Linked DNA regions of Mus musculus: region 2 is linked to region 1. A link is a loop called in an ENCODE intact Hi-C map of the cell type or tissue named here. Cell type or tissue: heart. All regions are shown on one strand. Links, peaks and the distances in the headings refer to the core of each region. The heading gives the core; the rest is flanking DNA. Region 1 holds the start of Gata1 (GATA binding protein 1). Region 2 overlaps Suv39h1 (suppressor of variegation 3-9 1).

What was found. Hi-C counts contacts between places; a loop is a spot of excess contacts. Peaks named below come from ENCODE experiments on the same cell type or tissue, not always from the same donor. Only the 100,000 strongest peaks of a DNase experiment are listed, where the experiment ranks them.
Region 2: a loop joins it to region 1, with 3 times the contacts of the local background. A loop is called at or near these places in 2 of 42 quality-filtered maps.

Annotation. Positions count from the first base shown.
Region 1 is chrX:7,963,205-7,971,532 of GRCm38, reverse strand. Gata1 (GATA binding protein 1) reads left to right here and starts at 3,623. Exons shown (of 6, transcript NM_008089.2): 1 at 3,623-3,766; 2 at 8,292-8,328. The coding sequence starts at 8,311. All of the region lies in intron 2 of Gm39488 (a long non-coding RNA gene), which reads right to left. Gm52419 (a long non-coding RNA gene) reads right to left here and starts at 5,214. Exons shown (of 2, transcript XR_003953043.1): 1 at 5,113-5,214. In heart, for the core only: no CTCF peak of the experiment used is centred there; no DNase peak of the experiment used is centred there; H3K4me3 peaks cover 1,302 bases; H3K27ac peaks cover 468 bases.
Region 2 is chrX:8,063,365-8,071,692 of GRCm38, reverse strand. Suv39h1 (suppressor of variegation 3-9 1) reads left to right here. Exons shown (of 6, transcript NM_011514.2): 3 at 443-1,105; 4 at 7,636-7,782; 5 at 7,868-7,997. Among named protein-coding and RNA genes, the nearest start is that of Suv39h1, 7.2 kb to the left of the region's middle. In heart, for the core only: no CTCF peak of the experiment used is centred there; no DNase peak of the experiment used is centred there.

The DNA.
Region 1 (8,328 bases), core at 329-8,328:
CCTAGCCTGGCCCCCGCTGATTCCCTTATCTATGCCTTCCCAGCTGCCTCCCTGCTGGCTGAACTGTGGCCACAGACTTCTGGGCCTTGCACCCCCTCCACAGGGATGGGGGAGGGAATGGGGTGAGGCCTGTCCTTAGAGGCACCCTTCATTTCCTTTACTGAGCCCTTTGTCACCTCCAGGAATGAAGAAATGGGATATGAGTCCAGCACCACACCATTTTATTGCACATGCCTCTAGCCTTCCCCTCCCAATGAGACTCCCCCATACCTCACCCGCAGATGCACAATTTCTGCCGCTAAGAGTACTACACAGCGATGAGAAGTATTGTTTGAGAAGCATACCATTTATGATGTGCCCAGCAGGCACTGTGCAGATTAGTTACATTTGGTGTAGGGTAAGGACGGTCTATGATTATAACCATTTTCCAAGCGACCAACTGAAACACAGTGGATGACTTGCTTGTGCAAGACTGTCAATCACTGTGAATTGAAGGGAGTCGCTGAGGCCCTGGAGAGTCTCCTTTCTGTGGCCCGACTCCAGTCTGGCAGGGGAGAGTGGCAACAGATCACAAAGACTTGACTAGAATATAATAAAACCATGCCTGAAAAAAAAGTACTTAGGGTAGTGCCTGCGTCCTGCCGATGAATATTGCTGCTCGTGGTGGGCTATTGGTATGTTCCTGCAGCTTCCTAAAAGCTCTGGCTGAATCAGGAGCTGGGATGTAGTGAGGTTGGCAGAGCACATGCCTAGTGTACATATGCAAGGCCCTGAGTTACATTCCTAGCATGGGGCAAGGGTGAGAATTGGAGGTGGTTATTCTGAGTTAGAAGGAAGAAGAATTAGCGTTAAGGCTGTGGATATAGCTTGCCAGTGAAGCTCTTGCCCAGTATTCAAGATGCATCAGGTTCCATCCCTAGCACGACAAAAATAATAGTAGTCTTAGACTTGAACTCAGTGTTAGCTAACCACTGCTATTAGTATCAGGATCAGCATTAAAGCTCCTATCGGCTTAGAGTTAATATTAGCATTGTTATTGGTGTGCACACATAGGTGCACAGGGAATTCACAGCCGTGCTAGTTGGGAAGGGAGAGGGACTAACATAGGCAATAAGCACTCAGTAGACAGATCAGAATACTCTACTTGGACATCTCAGATTCATGTGAGTACTCAATTTAAAAAATAGAATCTTTGATATATTGAGAACTCAGATTCAGTCAGTCGGACCACTTAACATGGATTCAACTTCGTGCATTGTCCCCCAATACAGAAGTAGTTGTCATTGTTACCCCATTACAGAAGGGAGAACGGTAACTCATACATGACTCTGTCTAGGTCTCCCCACTAGCAGCTGGGTGGGTTAGTGGAGAATAGTGCTAGCTGTTGGTCCAGCATCTGCGTCCTTACAAAGGCAAGCGGCACATAGCCACTCTCACACAATTTAAACAAGCCTCCCATTTTTTTATTACTATTCTTTAACTTATTCACTGTGACTACTCATCTGTTTCATCAAACAAATAGTAACTGCATGTACAGTGTGTATCTGAAGTTTGTTACTGGGTTTCTGATAAAGAAGAGGGCTAAATATAATCCCATGGCTCCTGTGCGCCTCTCGTGCACTTTGCAGTTTAGCAAGGAGACCAGGATGAAGGTGACTGCAATCAGCTGTGCAAAGTTGTTAATTCGTTTCGTGCAGGCCATGAACTTTTTATGCTACAGAAATGTATGTGATGCTATGGAATTTAACGAGGTTGAAAGAAAGGATGAAATTAGATAGCAATGAATGAGAAGTCGCTGTTCACAGCCTGAGAGAGGCTAAAAGTTTTTTGTTTTTTGTTTTTTTTTTTTTTAGGTTTTTTTGAGACAGGGTTTCTCTGTGTAGCCCTGGCTGTCCAGGAACTCACTCTGTAGACCAGGCTGGCCTCGAACTCAGAAATCCACCTGCCTCTGCCTCTCAAGTGCTAGGATTAAAGGCGTGCGCCACCACGCCCGGCTAAAAGTTTTACAATTAAGAAAAAAGTCCAGTATGGTATACTTGCCTCCATTTTCAGTAAGTGGACAAGCCTCCCATTTTTAAGGCCCATGTGGAGGGACAATGGCTGGTAGGCAGGCTGACTGAGCGTTCTGCCTCAGAACTTCCTCTCTGCCTTTCCCTCAGTGGTTCTCAGTCTCCCCAACTGTAGAATGGACGGTTAGTAGGCGAGGCCTAGCCTACGGATTTCCAGGGCCATGTCAGAAAGTCTTATGAATGAGGATGCAAGTGCAGTGCCGTGTGTGATGCAGAAGCAGCGCTCAAAATCTACTGGTGAAGGTTTATGTGAGAACAAGGCACCAGTGGGCCAAAAGAAAAAAGTAGGGATGGACTGTCAGCATCCAGTGACTAGGGCTGGAAGGGTATCACTTCAATACAGCTGAGCAGAGCCACACAGATCACAACAGCCACATCCTCACACCAATGGCACTAGCATGGCATGCACACACACACGTACACACATAAACACATACAGCTCACTCCCTCAGACTCTGCCTCTAAATCTCTCTCCTTCTCTACATCATTTCTGTCTTCCTTTTATGTTTCCATCTGTGCCCTAGGCCTTTGTCATTTCTAGCTTCCTTCATCTTCTGTCCATCTCTTTTACCTCTCCGTGTTCATAACATCTCAGGCTCTGTCTGAATCTCTCTCTCTCTCTCTCTCTCTCTCTCTCTCTCTCTCTCCCTCCCTCTCCCTTCAACCCCTCCCTCCCTCCCTCCCTCCCTCCCTCCCTCCCTCCCTCCCAGGCACCATCCCTCTGCCTCCTTCCACTTCTCCGTCTTTGCCTTCTCACTTCTATTTCTTTCTGTATATCTTTGTCCCTGCTGCTTTCTGTCTTTTACTTAACCATCTTTTTTTGTGATCTTATCCCAATCCTCTGGGACTCCCAGGGGAGTCCACTCTGGGTGTCACCTCAGTTTCCCGCCTCTAACGTAGTATGGCGGGCAAGAAGTTGAGGCACTGTCCCTGTGCATCCCCTACCCTGCCCCCCAGCCCCAAGACAGCCTGTTACTGCGGCACCAACAGCCACAGTCGAGTCCATCTGATAAGACTTATCTGCTGCCCCAGAGCAGGCCAGAGCTGGCGTAAGCCCCAGGCACGAGCCGAAGCACTAAAGAAGTGTATGTACCCTTACCCACTAGTCCTGGCCTAGTACCCCAGACTGCTTCATAGAGGTGGCCTGCAGCCTCTGCTTGAAATGCTCCCAAAACTCTGAGCCTCATTCTTCTCACCTGCAAAATGGGTACAGCTATATCCCCCTTTCTCCCAGCATTCAGGAGGGCTCACGCGCATACAGGTCCAACCCACACATAGCCTGGTACACAGTAGGGGCTTTCCTCACTGAAAGAAACTAGTAGTAAAACATGAAACTTAGATCTTGACTAATTGCTCATATGACTTGACTGGACACTGGACTCCACAGAAGCCAAAGGCAAAGGGGATCCAACAACCTGCAGGATAGACAGGAAGGGCGGAGGGACTAGAGCCTAAAAGGTCCTCCACAAGGAGGCGGCACACCCCCTCCCCTGCACTGCCCCACCCACTGGGGCACCAGCCACTCCCTGGGGAGGAAAGAGGAGGGAGAAGGTGAGTGGGAGGGAGGGAGGGCGGGCGGGCTGGCAGGAGGGAGAGAAGGGAGACTCAGAGGCCAAGGCCAGTGAGGACTCCCTTGGGATCACCCTGAACTCGTCATACCACTAAGGTGGCTGAATCCTCTGCATCAACAAGCCCAGGTCAGTCTTGATTCCCAAAAAAACCCCTCCAGCAAGGCAACACCCAGCCTGCTACTCAGACCCATAGGTTGCCCCTAAAACGGGGGTCGTCCCCCGATTCTCCCACGGATCCCCAGACTTCTGTTCCAACCTCCATCTCTCCTTGCCAAAACTTCTATCTGCCCCAACTTCTTCCCATTCTCCTATTCCTTCTAAGCTATCTATGTCCCCTTACCTCTGTCTTCATCCTCCCAGGCCTGCCTGCTATACATACCAACCCCCGAGAAACCCTATGCCTTCATTCCCCCACGCTCCTATCTCATCTCAAATCGGAATTTTTACTGATTGAAACTTGTCTCCACCTCTCTCTTCTCCCAAAAAAAGGAAAACCAAACAAAAAAAACCAAACAAAACAAAACTCACTTTCGCTTCCTCAAGACTCGTATTTCTGCTCTCAAGTGAATACCTCTGTTTCTATCCCATTTTTTTCTGGCCGATCACACCTGTCTCTGATGTGTCAAAGCCTAACTTTAATTCCCATCCCCATCGTGGCCTGTCAGACCGCATGCTTGTTCCCTGCGTCTTCTCTCTGACCTTCCCAAACTTTTCCCTTCCCCCTACCTGTTGGCCAAAATGTGTTTTTTGCTTTTGACGCTAAGTTTTCTCCCCACAACTATTCTGTCCCAATGTCCCCCATGCCCGTCAGCCCTAGGGTTGACTGCCCACTGAACCCCATTCTTTCCACACTTTCTCCACCCCATCTCTTGGCTTGACTTCTCCGCTCTTTCCGTGTTCCCAGAATTTGTCTCTGGATAACAGCCATAGTCCTGTCTGTCCAGGTCCCTCTGCTCCTCAACCCATGCTGCCCAGGAAAAAAAAATACTCTCTCGCATTTTACCATGTCCCCCAAAACCCATTTCTAACCTTTTTTTTTGTGAGACGGGGTTTCTCTGTATAGCCCTGGCTGTCCTGGAACTCACTTTGTAGACCAGGCTGGCCTCAAATTCAGAAATGCGCCTGCCTCTGCCTCCTGAGTGCTGGGTTTAAAGGTGTGCGCCACCACGCCCGGCTCATTTCGAACCTTTAAAGTACATCTCTAACATGGCAGCTGACTGTCAAACTTTACCTCTGGTTTCCTAAATTCATCTGTTTTCCTAACCTACTTCCAAACCCCAAACAGATCTCTGAACTTGGGTCAGAGAAGTCGAGCCAATTTTTTCCTTCCCTTAAACTCCACAGCCATATACCCAGACTTCTGACTCTCAAACTCTACCTCTAACCTCCTAACTACCACATCTGCTCCCCAGGTCCTGCCTCTGCTCCAATGGCCCCACGTAGCCTTGCTGAGGGCTGGGTAGGGCAGTTACCTGGGGTGAGGGGCTGGGCCCGGGAGAGCAGGTGCAGCTGCTGTGCCTCCTGGTTAGAGCAGCACTTTCTCTACTGAGGCAGCTGATAAGGACTTCTCACATCCCCCAGCCTGGAGATAAACTTTATCTCTGTCCGGAGGGTGATAACTGAGGTGGGGGGTGGGCCCTTGATTCAGGAGGGGTGGGTAGCTCTGCACCCACCAAAGGTGAGAAGTCCAGGCCCTGAGGCCTGAGGGGGAATCGGAGGGTGGGTGAGGGGATGAGGAATTGGTGACAGGAAGCCAACCTCACACAGTGAGAGAAGAGATACAAAAAGAGAACTGGAGCCAGGCAGTGGTGGTGCACGCCTTTAATCCCAGCACTTGGGAGGCAGAGGCAGGCGGATTTCTGAGTTCGAGGCCAGCCTGGTCTACAGAGTGAGTTCCAGGACAGCCAGGACTACACAAAGAAACCCTGACTCGAAAAACCAAAAAAGAAAAAGAAAAAAGAAAAGAAAAAGAAAACTGGGAGCAAGAGACAGAGACACTGAGAGAGAAAGCAAGAGGCATAAAACATGCAAAGATGAAACAGTCTTTGGGGGGGAGAGAAAAGAAAAGGAAGGAAGGAAGGAAGGAAGGAAGGAAGGAAGAAAGAAAGAAAGAAAGAAAGAAAGAAAGAAAGAAAGAAAGAAAGAAAGAAAGCAAGCAAGCAAGCTGATCACATGAGAAGGAAGAGGAGAGTCATGGGCAGAAAACAAGGAGGCGAAGGCAGAGACAGAAAGGCAAGAAGGAAAAATAGACAGGAAGAATGAATCATGGAAAGAGAGACAGAATTAGAGAGAGAGGAAAGAGGGGAAAGGTGAGCTGAGAGTCGAGAGAGAGAGCAGCCACTGCCCAAATAGGTGGAGATTCTGAGCTCAAGAAGGGGATGGTAGACAGAGTCAGGAGTGTCTTATCCCCAGCATGGTCCCCAAGCCTGGGCTCAGCCTTTTCCGATCTACCCATGGGTAGAGAAGATGGTATTCTCCCATCCCCCTACAAGTAGAGCCATCAGCCCATCAGGGAAGAGACACGGTCTTTGACTCCTTTTCCCTGCCGCCGAGCTGTGTGTAGTAAGGCACATTGAGGATATAAGAATAGTAAGAATTCATGGCTCAGAAAAAGAACTAGGAGGAAGAGGCACTGGGAGTCAGAGGGAGATACAGACTTGGAAAGACTGAGAGATATCCAGGAATACATAGTCTAGAAGAAATACATAGTCTAGGAGAAAGCAAGAGCGGAAACACAGAAGGCAAGCTGAGAAAGACACAAAGACATAAACAAATATAAAGAAAGATGGGAAGATATTAGAGAAACATAGACATGGACGGCCAAAGAAGGCAGTGGGACACACACACACAATTTCATAAAAGCACAGGAAGAGAGGGCAAGATACACCCTAGAAGTCTAGGGAGAGAGCTCCAAGGATAAATTACTTGTTGAATAAGGATCTAATGTGTAGAACCCATACTGACATGGTAGCAGGCACATCAGCACAGTTTTAGGGAAATGGGAGATGGAGAAGACTCACTGGAGGCTCACAGGCCTGTCCTGGTACACACGGTGGAAAAATATGAGACCCTCTTTAAAAAGGAAGTGGATGGTAAGGACCAACACCCATGTTTGTCCACTGACCTCCAGATAGATAGATAGATAGATAGATAGATAGATAGATAGATAGATAGATAGATAGATAGACAGACTGACTGACTGACTGACTGACTGACTGACTGACTGACTGATTGACTGCAGAAGCACATAAAGATAAAATCTTTGTTTTCAAAGGTAAAGCACAGAAAGGTAGGAGAAACACAGAAACACAGTCAGCCCTGAAAGGAAATGGAGGGAGAGACCCAAGGAGACAGAGCTATAGAAAAAGCCATGCAGTGTAGACAGAGGGAAAGGATCGGTGCTCAGCTCTTCAGGTATCACCTCCAATAGAACAGATGGGGAAACTGAGGTCTGGGAGTGGTGAGACTCAAAGGTTCCTGAAAACAGACCCTTGTCCCCACCCACCTGTTACTCTTCTCAGAGGAAGCCAGTAGCTTTGGGGTGATTTCAAAAGTTGGGCGGGGATGGCAGAGATAAGCAGTGTGGGGGCAGGAGTACTGACCCCCCCCCCATAGAACAGGGAGGAACTAACGGGGCCCACAGTCTGCAGACACAAGTGAAGTGGGGGAGGGGATAAAGCCGGAAACCACGGGGTTTCTGAGAAAGTCAGATGGCAAGATACAACAGATAGGGATGAAGTTGGGGAGCACAGAAGGGTGAACCCCAAACTCCTATGGGAGCTGTCAAGGGGTCCAAGGGATCTTGGTCCTGCATTCTGCCTCTGCAGAAGGAAAGAAAGGAAGGGGAAGAGAGAATAAAAAGAGGAAATGGAGGAGGCCTTGAAGAATGGGAGAAAGAGAAGCAAAGGCTTGCCGGAGGAGGAGAAAGAGGAAGGTTAGAAGGAAAGTAAAGGAGGAAGGAAAGAGGAGACACAGAAAGAGGAAGAGAAATATGGTACATGAAAAGGAGGGACAGGAGGAAAGAGGTGCGAGGGAAGGGACCAACAGAGAAAGGAAGGGAATACAAGACAGTGGAAAGAGGAAAAGGGGAAGAAAAGAGGGAAGAAGGAAGACCTGGAGAGACCTGGAGATGAGGAAGATGGGAGGAGGGATAGGAGAGGAAGAAGAGGGACTCAGAGGCAGCAAACTGATGGAGTAGTAGAGGTATGACAGACAAGAGGCAACAGGAGGATGGGGAGAGATCAGAGGAAGATGGGAGAAAGGGACAAAGGATGATGGAAGAAGACAAGAGACATGACAGCCTAGGGAGGGATGGAAGGGAAGGGGAGAAAAATAATCTGAGAGCCCAAAAGGAGACACACAGAGTCTCAGTGACAGATTCGGAGAAAGAGAAAAAAAAGGAGGGAAGAGCCAGGCGGTGGTGGCGCACGCCTTTAATCCCAGCACTTGGGAGGTGGAGGCAGGCAGATTTCTGAGTTTGAGGCCAGCCTGGTCTACAGAGTGAGTTCCAGGACAGCCAGGGCTACACAGAGAAACCCTGTCTCGAAAAAAAAGAAAGAAAGAAAAAAGAAAAGAAAAGAAAAGAAAAGAAAAGAAAAGAAAGGAGGGAAGAGAATGTTTCTGTGTCTCACAACCCTTTCTGTCCTCACAGGTTCAACCCCAGTGTTCCCATGGATTTTCCTGGTCTA
Region 2 (8,328 bases), core at 75-8,074, 100 kb before region 1:
GTTAGAATTAGTTCTGGGTGTGTCAGCTGCTCAGGACAATACCTGCTACATAGTGAATGCTACAGCAAATTTTAGCTGTTTTTCCTTCCTTTTCATCTTTAGTTTTAGGTAGGGTTCTCCCAACCTGAAAGAGGGAGGAGGCAGGGAACCAGTGGAGAGGCACCTAACAGAGGCCTGGCTGGTCAGCAATGTTATGATGTGAATGGTATTTAGTGGGAAGTGTGAGCAAAAGAGGAACCAAGAATAACTACAGGAGTTTGGGCCTGAACAGCTAGAAAGAAGGAACAGATAGATAATTGGAAGATAGTGCAGAAAGTAGTCTGGGGAGTTGAAATGAAAAGTAGAAATTTTAACAAATAGTAAGGGGAGGGTGGAAATTGAATCCTTACTGTAGAGGGTTCTCAGCATTTATGGTACTCTCGTGTCCCTGTCTGCCTAACAGGAGCAGGAGTATTACCTGGTTAAGTGGCGTGGGTATCCCGACTCAGAAAACACCTGGGAGCCACGGCAGAATCTAAAATGTATACGAGTTCTTAAGCAGTTCCACAAGGACTTAGAAAGAGAGCTTGTCCGACGACACCGCCGGTCAAAGCCACCCAGGCATCTGGACCCAAACCTAGCCAATTACCTGGTGCAGAAGGCCAAGCAGAGGCGGGCACTTCAGCGTTGGGAACAAGAGCTCAATGCCAAGCGCAGCCACCTGGGGCGGATCACCGTGGAGAATGAGGTAGACCTGGATGGCCCTCCAAGGTCCTTTGTCTATATCAATGAGTATCGAGTTGGTGAGGGCATCACCCTCAACCAGGTAGCTGTTGGCTGTGAGTGCCAGGACTGTCTGTTGGCACCCACTGGAGGCTGTTGCCCTGGAGCATCCCTGCACAAGTTTGCCTACAATGACCAAGGCCAGGTGCGACTGAAAGCTGGGCAGCCCATCTACGAGTGCAACTCCCGCTGTTGCTGTGGCTATGACTGCCCAAACCGTGTAGTCCAGAAAGGCATCCGCTACGATCTCTGCATCTTCCGCACTAATGATGGCCGAGGCTGGGGTGTCCGCACGCTGGAAAAGATCCGAAAAAATAGCTTTGTTATGGAGTATGTGGGAGAGGTGAGCATATGGGTCTGAGTATGTGTGCAGCTTTCCCCACTCCCTGTTTGTAGTATGTGTGCCCCTAACCCTGTACCTCAAACTCTTCTGCTTTCCTGTAAGAAAAGCCTATGGTGTTGGTCTGAGTATTACAGGGACATAGTTAAAAGAACACTGAAGTATTCTGACCTCTGGTTTCATAAGGGTATATAGCAAAGCATGTGGGAACTGAACTCCAGGCAGCATTTTTTCCAAAGTATGAGGTCTGGGCATAAGGTTGCAGAACCTAGAAAGGTGAGTTTGTGGTAAGGGTCATTCTATCACAAACTGTGATTCTAAAGGAGCATGTAGGCTTGTCTTAGATGGAGGTTGGGCAATATCCCCTAGGCCGTTGGTTCTCAACTTGTGCATTATAACCCCTTTGGGGATAGAATGACCCCTTTTTTTTTTTTAAAGATTTATTTATTTATATGTAAGTACGCTGTAGCTGTCTTCAGACACTCCAGAAGAGGGAGTCAGATCTCGTTACAGATGGTTGTGAGCCACCATGTGGTTGCTGGGATTTGAACTCTGGCCCTTCGGAAGAGCAGTCTGGAAGAGCAGTTGGGTGCTCTTACCCACTGAGCTATCTCACCAGCCCCGAATGACCCTTTCATAGGGGTTTCTAAGTCAATTGGAAAATAGATGTTCACATTCTGATTCATAACAGTAGCAAAGAAAATAATTTTATGGTTGGGGGGATGTCACTACAATATGAGGAACTATGTTAAAGGGTCACAGCATTGGGAAAGAATTTCAGGTTGTCCTGGGAAAGGCTGGATGGTACATTTGCAGACTAGCTTTTGTAATCAACAGTCCTCAGATCTTTGTGGCTTAACATGTTAGGAGTTAGTCTGCATTGTTTTAAGGCAGTCTCCCTTGGTAGCCCAGGTTGACTTTGAGTTCACAGTCCTCCTGTTCTCCCCTCCTGAGTCCTGGGATTACAAATATGTGCCTAGGAGTTTGGTTTGCCTGGTTTGTGAACACGCTGATGTGGGTGTTTCTTTTTTTTTCCTGCAAGTAACTTTATTATCTTTTTTTTAAAATTAGGTATTAATGTGGGTGTTTCAATGGATATACTGTTGATATAGTGACTCAGGCACCCTATTATTACACCTGCTCCCCTTGTGCCTTCTACCTTAGGGCCTTCCGGTCACCATCACAAACCTCAGCATTTTATAGTAGGGGACCAAAGGGGAAGTTGCTAATGAGTCAGTTGCCACTATCTACTGGCTGGAAGTATGTAAAGTATGTGGTGTGTGTGTCTGGATGAGTAACTAGCAGGTGTATGCAGTAGGAAGTACCACATTGTAAGGTAAGACACTGTGGGCATTTAGAAAAATCTGGGCATATAGACAAATCTGATGGTTTGAGAGTCTTAGCATCCCTGGATCTTTACTGCCTAAGTGTGTGTTTTGTCATAATGACATTGTTCATGTATTTCCATAGGTCCCTCCTGGGTGTTATTTGCTCGGAAAGTGACAGTACTGGCCTGAGGATGTCCATCCATATCAGTGACTGATGACTAGGAGAGGCTTTCACTCTTACAAAACTAGAATAAAGGGTCAGACTCTAGCAGGAAAGACGTGGTCTCAAGGTAGAACAGTCTACAATAGACAAAGAGTCTGGACAAGGGGATGGCCATATCCTCCCCCCCCACACACACATTGTCTGTGGATACTCAAAGGGTTCCTCACAGGAAGTAGAGGGATCCTGAGCATCTGCAGTAAGAGATGGCTGTATCCCACAGTGGCCCAGTGAGCCGGAGGAAGCATGAGTTCTCCATACTTTCAGAGCTATCTTCACCCCTGAATGATTTTGGGCAGTCAGGTATATAGACATCTTTCTAGAAGAAAATGCTATTAACCTGGGACCCCTGGCACACTAAAAGGGGGGGTGTCCAGACCCTCTGGGATCTTATTCCTAGAGGTCATTCCAAGCAAGAAACAAGTTAGTTTAATTGTATTGACCAAGGTAGAGAAAAAGCCTCAGGAAGGGTCAGTCCCCTGGGCTTTGTGACCTTGCTCCTCCACTCTGGACACAGCAGTTTCCAGGAGCCCACTCACCTCTTTTTTCACATTCTTACCCATTCTCTCCATGTTATTTCTTGACTTCTGTCTTGGCATGACATTGTCTTTCTGTTTTGTTTTGGGGTTTTTTTGGAGACAGGGTCTCTCCGTGTAGCCCTAGCTGTCCTGGAACTCACTCTGTAGACCAGGCTGGCTCGAACTCAGAAATCCGCCTGCCTCAGCCTCCCAAGTGCTGGGATTAAAGGCGTGCACCATCCCTGCTAGGCAGCCATGACCTTCTTGGGCCTTCTAGTACCCTTAGACCTATGGATCCTTCTGATGGTGTCCCCAAACACTTTTAAAGCTCTTTCCATGTGGCCTCTGAAAAGTAGTACAGTACAGTACCAAGGTTGTATCCCACTCCTACCACTCAGCAGGAATCACTTTGTCTCTTGGTTGTTTAGGTTCTTTCTCCCTGTGAAGTACTGTCAATGGTACTTCTGTAAACTTAGATAATCCAAAATGCTCAAAAAGTGAAAGGTTTTGTTTTTTGAGACAAGGTTTCTCTGTGTAGACCAGGCTGGCCTTGAATTTCAGAGAAGCCTGCTTCTGCTTCTCCAGTGCTGGGAATAAAGATATGTGCCACCATTGCTGGATTGTTTTGTTTTGTTTTGGATAACCTGACCTGACTTATTATCTTTGTTTGTACGTGGGGTTAGTGTTTATACTTAATTATGTGGCACTGTCTAGATGCTCCTAAGGTGCTATATTATGAAACCACCCCTCTCCCCACCTAAGGATAGAACACAGGGCTTCCTTTATGCTAGGCAGTACTCCTCCACTGAACCGCATCCTAACAGGCAAGGTGCTATGTAATACAGAGTACCATTCCCAGTCTTGGATGGCACTGACAGTTTCCCTGTTCTTTAGGACCTTTCTGTGTTCTAGATTTTTGTTTCCACATTATTTTCACCAGGTAGAAAATACTAGAGAATACTGAACATGCATTCTGTATATATTTTATCCTCTCTGGAATGAAGGTGAGTTTTAATTAAGTGATAGCATTTCATCACTAGTAGTTTCTTGGGTTTTTTGTTTTGTTTTGTTTTTGGCGGGGTGGAGGGCATACAGAATAAAGATGATACTTGTTGCAAAACCAATCCAAAACATTATTTCACCAGAGAGGTGTCATGTAAGAAGTGGTCCAAGTTACAAAGCTTAATAAAGTGAATGGTAGGAAACGCCTATTTAAACCCAGTGCTGTGGCAGGCCTGCTGCCCCCCCCCCTGTGAAAGTAAGCACAGGAGGGGCTCCTAGCCACTGACTCAGTTTCCTAGTCTCATTCACATCAACAGCCTTATTTATTTTTTTTTATTTTGGCTTTTTGAGACAGGGTTTCTCTGTGTAGCCCTGGCTGTCCTGGAACTTACTTTGTAGACCAGACTGGCCTCGAACTCAGAAATCCACCTGCCTCTGCCTCCAGAGTGCTGGGATTAAAGGCGTGCGCCACCACTCCTGGCTCTTATTTTTTGTTTTTAAGTGTGGGTGTATATGTGTATGTACACTGGGTATGCCTGGTGCTCAAGAACCAGGAGAGGCCATAGACGGTTTGGGGAGGGGGTCATGTTCAAGACCGGGTTTCTCTGTAGCCCTGGCTGTCCTGGAAATTATTCTGTAGATCAGGCTGTGCACCACCACTGCCCGGCTGAGGCCATAGATCTTAGGACTGGAATTAAAGTTCTGCATCTCCATGTGGGTGCTGGGAAATCAAAACTAGGTCCTCTGGAAGAACAGTAAGTGCTCTTAGTCAATGAGCCATCTCTCCAGCCCCTCAACAGCCTCTTTAAAAAAAAAAAAAGGTTGATTTATTTAATATATATGAGTGCCCTGTCTTCATGCACACCAGAAGAGGGCATCAGATCCCATTACAGATGGTTGTGAGCCATCATGTAGTTGGTGGGAATCGAACTCCGGACCTTTGAAAGAGCAACCAGTGCTCTTAACCGTCTTAACCGCTGAGCCATCTCTCTAGTCCCTTCAACAGCTTTTTTAAACTGCCTAACTCCTAGACCATCTGTTTTCCTTGACAGTCTGAAGCGCTACAATAGAATAGAATGGAAACAGGGATGGGACATCATAGGTGAGAGACAAGGAGAGCAGGTTAAGCCTGGAGGCTATGACTCATCCTCGTGAGACTGGAGGAGCAGGTAGGGACCAACAGATGGAGTGGGGGAGGATGTGGACATTCCTTAAGGTTTGAAGGTGGCTCAGAAAAGAGCCAGTCTACTGGTGAACTAACAGACTGGCTGGCTTCTGAGGGACTGAGGGTCATATGATTCTCAACGAGATAGGAGGCTACCTCAGCATACTTTGCCTTACATGAGTATTGTTGTGGCTATTGCTGGATCCTTCAGGAGAAAAAGATTATTCACTGGTGGCCCTATTATTATTATGACCTGGGGTCTGCTTTACAGGATGAATTTTTTTTAACTTATTTTACCTTGTATGTATGTGTTCTCTGCAGGTGCTCGTGTAGTCCAGAAAAGAAGGGGTCAGCGGATCCCTTGAGTTTATTTGGTATTTGGGTTGTGTTTGGTTTTGGAGATAGGATCTCCTTGTATTGCCCTGGCAGTCCTGGAACTCAATCTATAGACCAGACTGGTCTCAGACTCAGGGATCCACCTGCCTCTGCCTCCCAAGTACTCAGATTAAAGGTTGTGTGTGAACATGTCTGGCCAAGTCCTAGGTATTTGTGAGCAGCCTGATATGGGTGCTCAGATTCTGGTCCTCTGATAAAGCACTAAGCACATTTAAACCATCCATTACTGCAACCCCAGGCCATATTTTTAATCTCCCCAGTGATGTTTCCACGAACTACGTCTAAGAGTATAGTGTGGGTGCCAGATTCTATCTTTGTTGCCTCTGTGGCCTATGAGGGTCAGGGGTAGGCCAGGATTCTTCCCCTATCAGACTGTAGCCTTTGTAAGCAGGATCTAGATAGCCTCCAGTGGGAAAATAACCTGGTATGCTTAGGGTATATATTGCATGGGTAGAATGTGTGCAAGGTCCTGAGTTTGTCTACACTACCAAAACAAAGGACCTGAGTGAATGGAGAAAAAAGTTGCAGATGGGGAGGCCAGGTCCTTCAGGAATGAGCTAGAGTAGGGGGTGGTGTGGAGTGTGGTCTGGAGAGAATGTGATAGCAAAAGAGGCAGTTAGGATACTAATATAGCCTTCCTTGCTAGAGAACAGAGAAGTCATGCACAGAGGAGGGTATATTTGAAACAGAAGAACATGGTCACCAAGCTCATAAGGTGCTAGGAAGGTCTGTGTCTGATGTCATCTGGGAGGTGGACAGTGTCTTTGAGGAAGAAAGGGAAGGAAGAAGACAGGTGGGGAGTGAATATTGGAACTACCTACAAGACTGCCTCTTGGGCAGAGGGTTTGAGGGGCCATAGAACACAAGGAAAAATAGCAGTATGTATCTGGTGGAGTGTGCTCTGTTTGGGGCACTTGTCTGTAAAGAGTTGGCATATGGAAGAAACCCTGGAGTGAGGGTACCCTGGGCTGAGGGGATGATGGTACAGTATATGGGGCCCAAGAAGACGACTATCAAGTGAGGGTGAAGTTAAAAAAACCCACATCAATAGCATTTGGGAGACATGAGTGGATGAGACCTAAGATGGTGAAGCAGCTTTATACATTTCCTAGGATAGGAGCAGTGGGGAGGAAATGTGGGAGAAGTGCCTTCTGTTCAACCTCAGCTGTTACCACCACTGTCAGGGCCTTCTCTCAGCTCTAGTGTGTCCCCTTTCCTCTCCTGGTCTCTCTTAGTCTCCCTTTAGGTCATTTTATCATTAGGGTTTATTCTCAGCCTCTTTCTGGTTCTCAGGATTTGAGGATCTTGGCCCTGGACTTCTCTGTGGGCCTTGATCTCTAACCTGGATCTTTCAAACTAAGATTCTGTGTTTTTGTTTCTGCCTCTAACTCTCTTGTGTCTGAGTCCCCTTTCCATTCAATCAAGCCCTTGTCCTCACTGTCCAGGGCCTCTTTATTTCCTACATCCATGTCCTTGCCATCTGCATGGCCTGCACTGGTCTCACTCCCTTGTTGTTGCCTTCTATGTCTCTTGCTGTCCTGCCCCAGGTCAGCGAGTTTCTCCTTGTCTCTTTCTTGTACCCTGGCTCTCATTTTCTTGCCTGTTCTGGGTCTGTCTGTGTCTCTGTCCCATCTTGCTCTGCCCCCAAGTATACATGAGGCTCTGGGACATCTCACTGAGAACAGAAAGTGGAGGTCCTCTTCCTTTCACAAACTGTACCTTGCCACCTCTCCCTCCACCATTGCAAACAAGACAGCTCCTGCCATCTCGGCTGGAGAAGGGTGGGTGGTGGACAGCCTCTACATCGCTCCTGTTCACTGTTCTCTTCCCAGGGGCCAGGTCAAGGTCTAGTTGGGGCTGTCTTTCCTGAACCTTCGTGACCAAATCTTACCCCCCTTCTTCAGATTATTACCTCAGAGGAGGCAGAGCGGAGGGGCCAGATCTACGACCGCCAGGGCGCCACCTACCTCTTTGACCTGGACTACGTGGAAGACGTATATACCGTGGATGCCGCTTATTATGGCAACATCTCTCATTTTGTCAACCATAGTGTGGGTGCCTCCAGCAAGCGGGCAGGGGGTTGGGAGGGACAGGCCAGGGCCCCTCCTTACCTTCCCACTGTTCTTTCTTGCCCAGTGTGATCCCAACCTGCAGGTGTACAACGTATTCATAGACAACCTTGATGAGCGACTACCCCGCATCGCATTCTTTGCCACAAGAACCATCTGGGCGGGCGAGGAGCTCACCTTTGATTACAACATGCAAGGTGGGGGTGGTAAGAGCCCCAGGGGCAGGGGCAGTGATATGGGATGTGAGGACCCCACCCCAAGGCATATATGGGTCATTGAGTGGACCAAGGGAAATTCTTTTGCTGGAGTTTTAAGATGTTCTTCCCGATTTCCAGCCTTCTAAGTGGACCCTGCCCATGGCTTATGGGTTCCCATATTTGTACCCCCTGAACCCCAACTTACACTTACACCACCTTCTTTCAGTACTTGTGGGAGAGGATGTTTGGCTGAAGAGTTAAATATACTCACTTCCATCTTAAATCACCTACCCCCTGCCCCTCCTGACTGTAATCCTCCTTCACCTTCCTT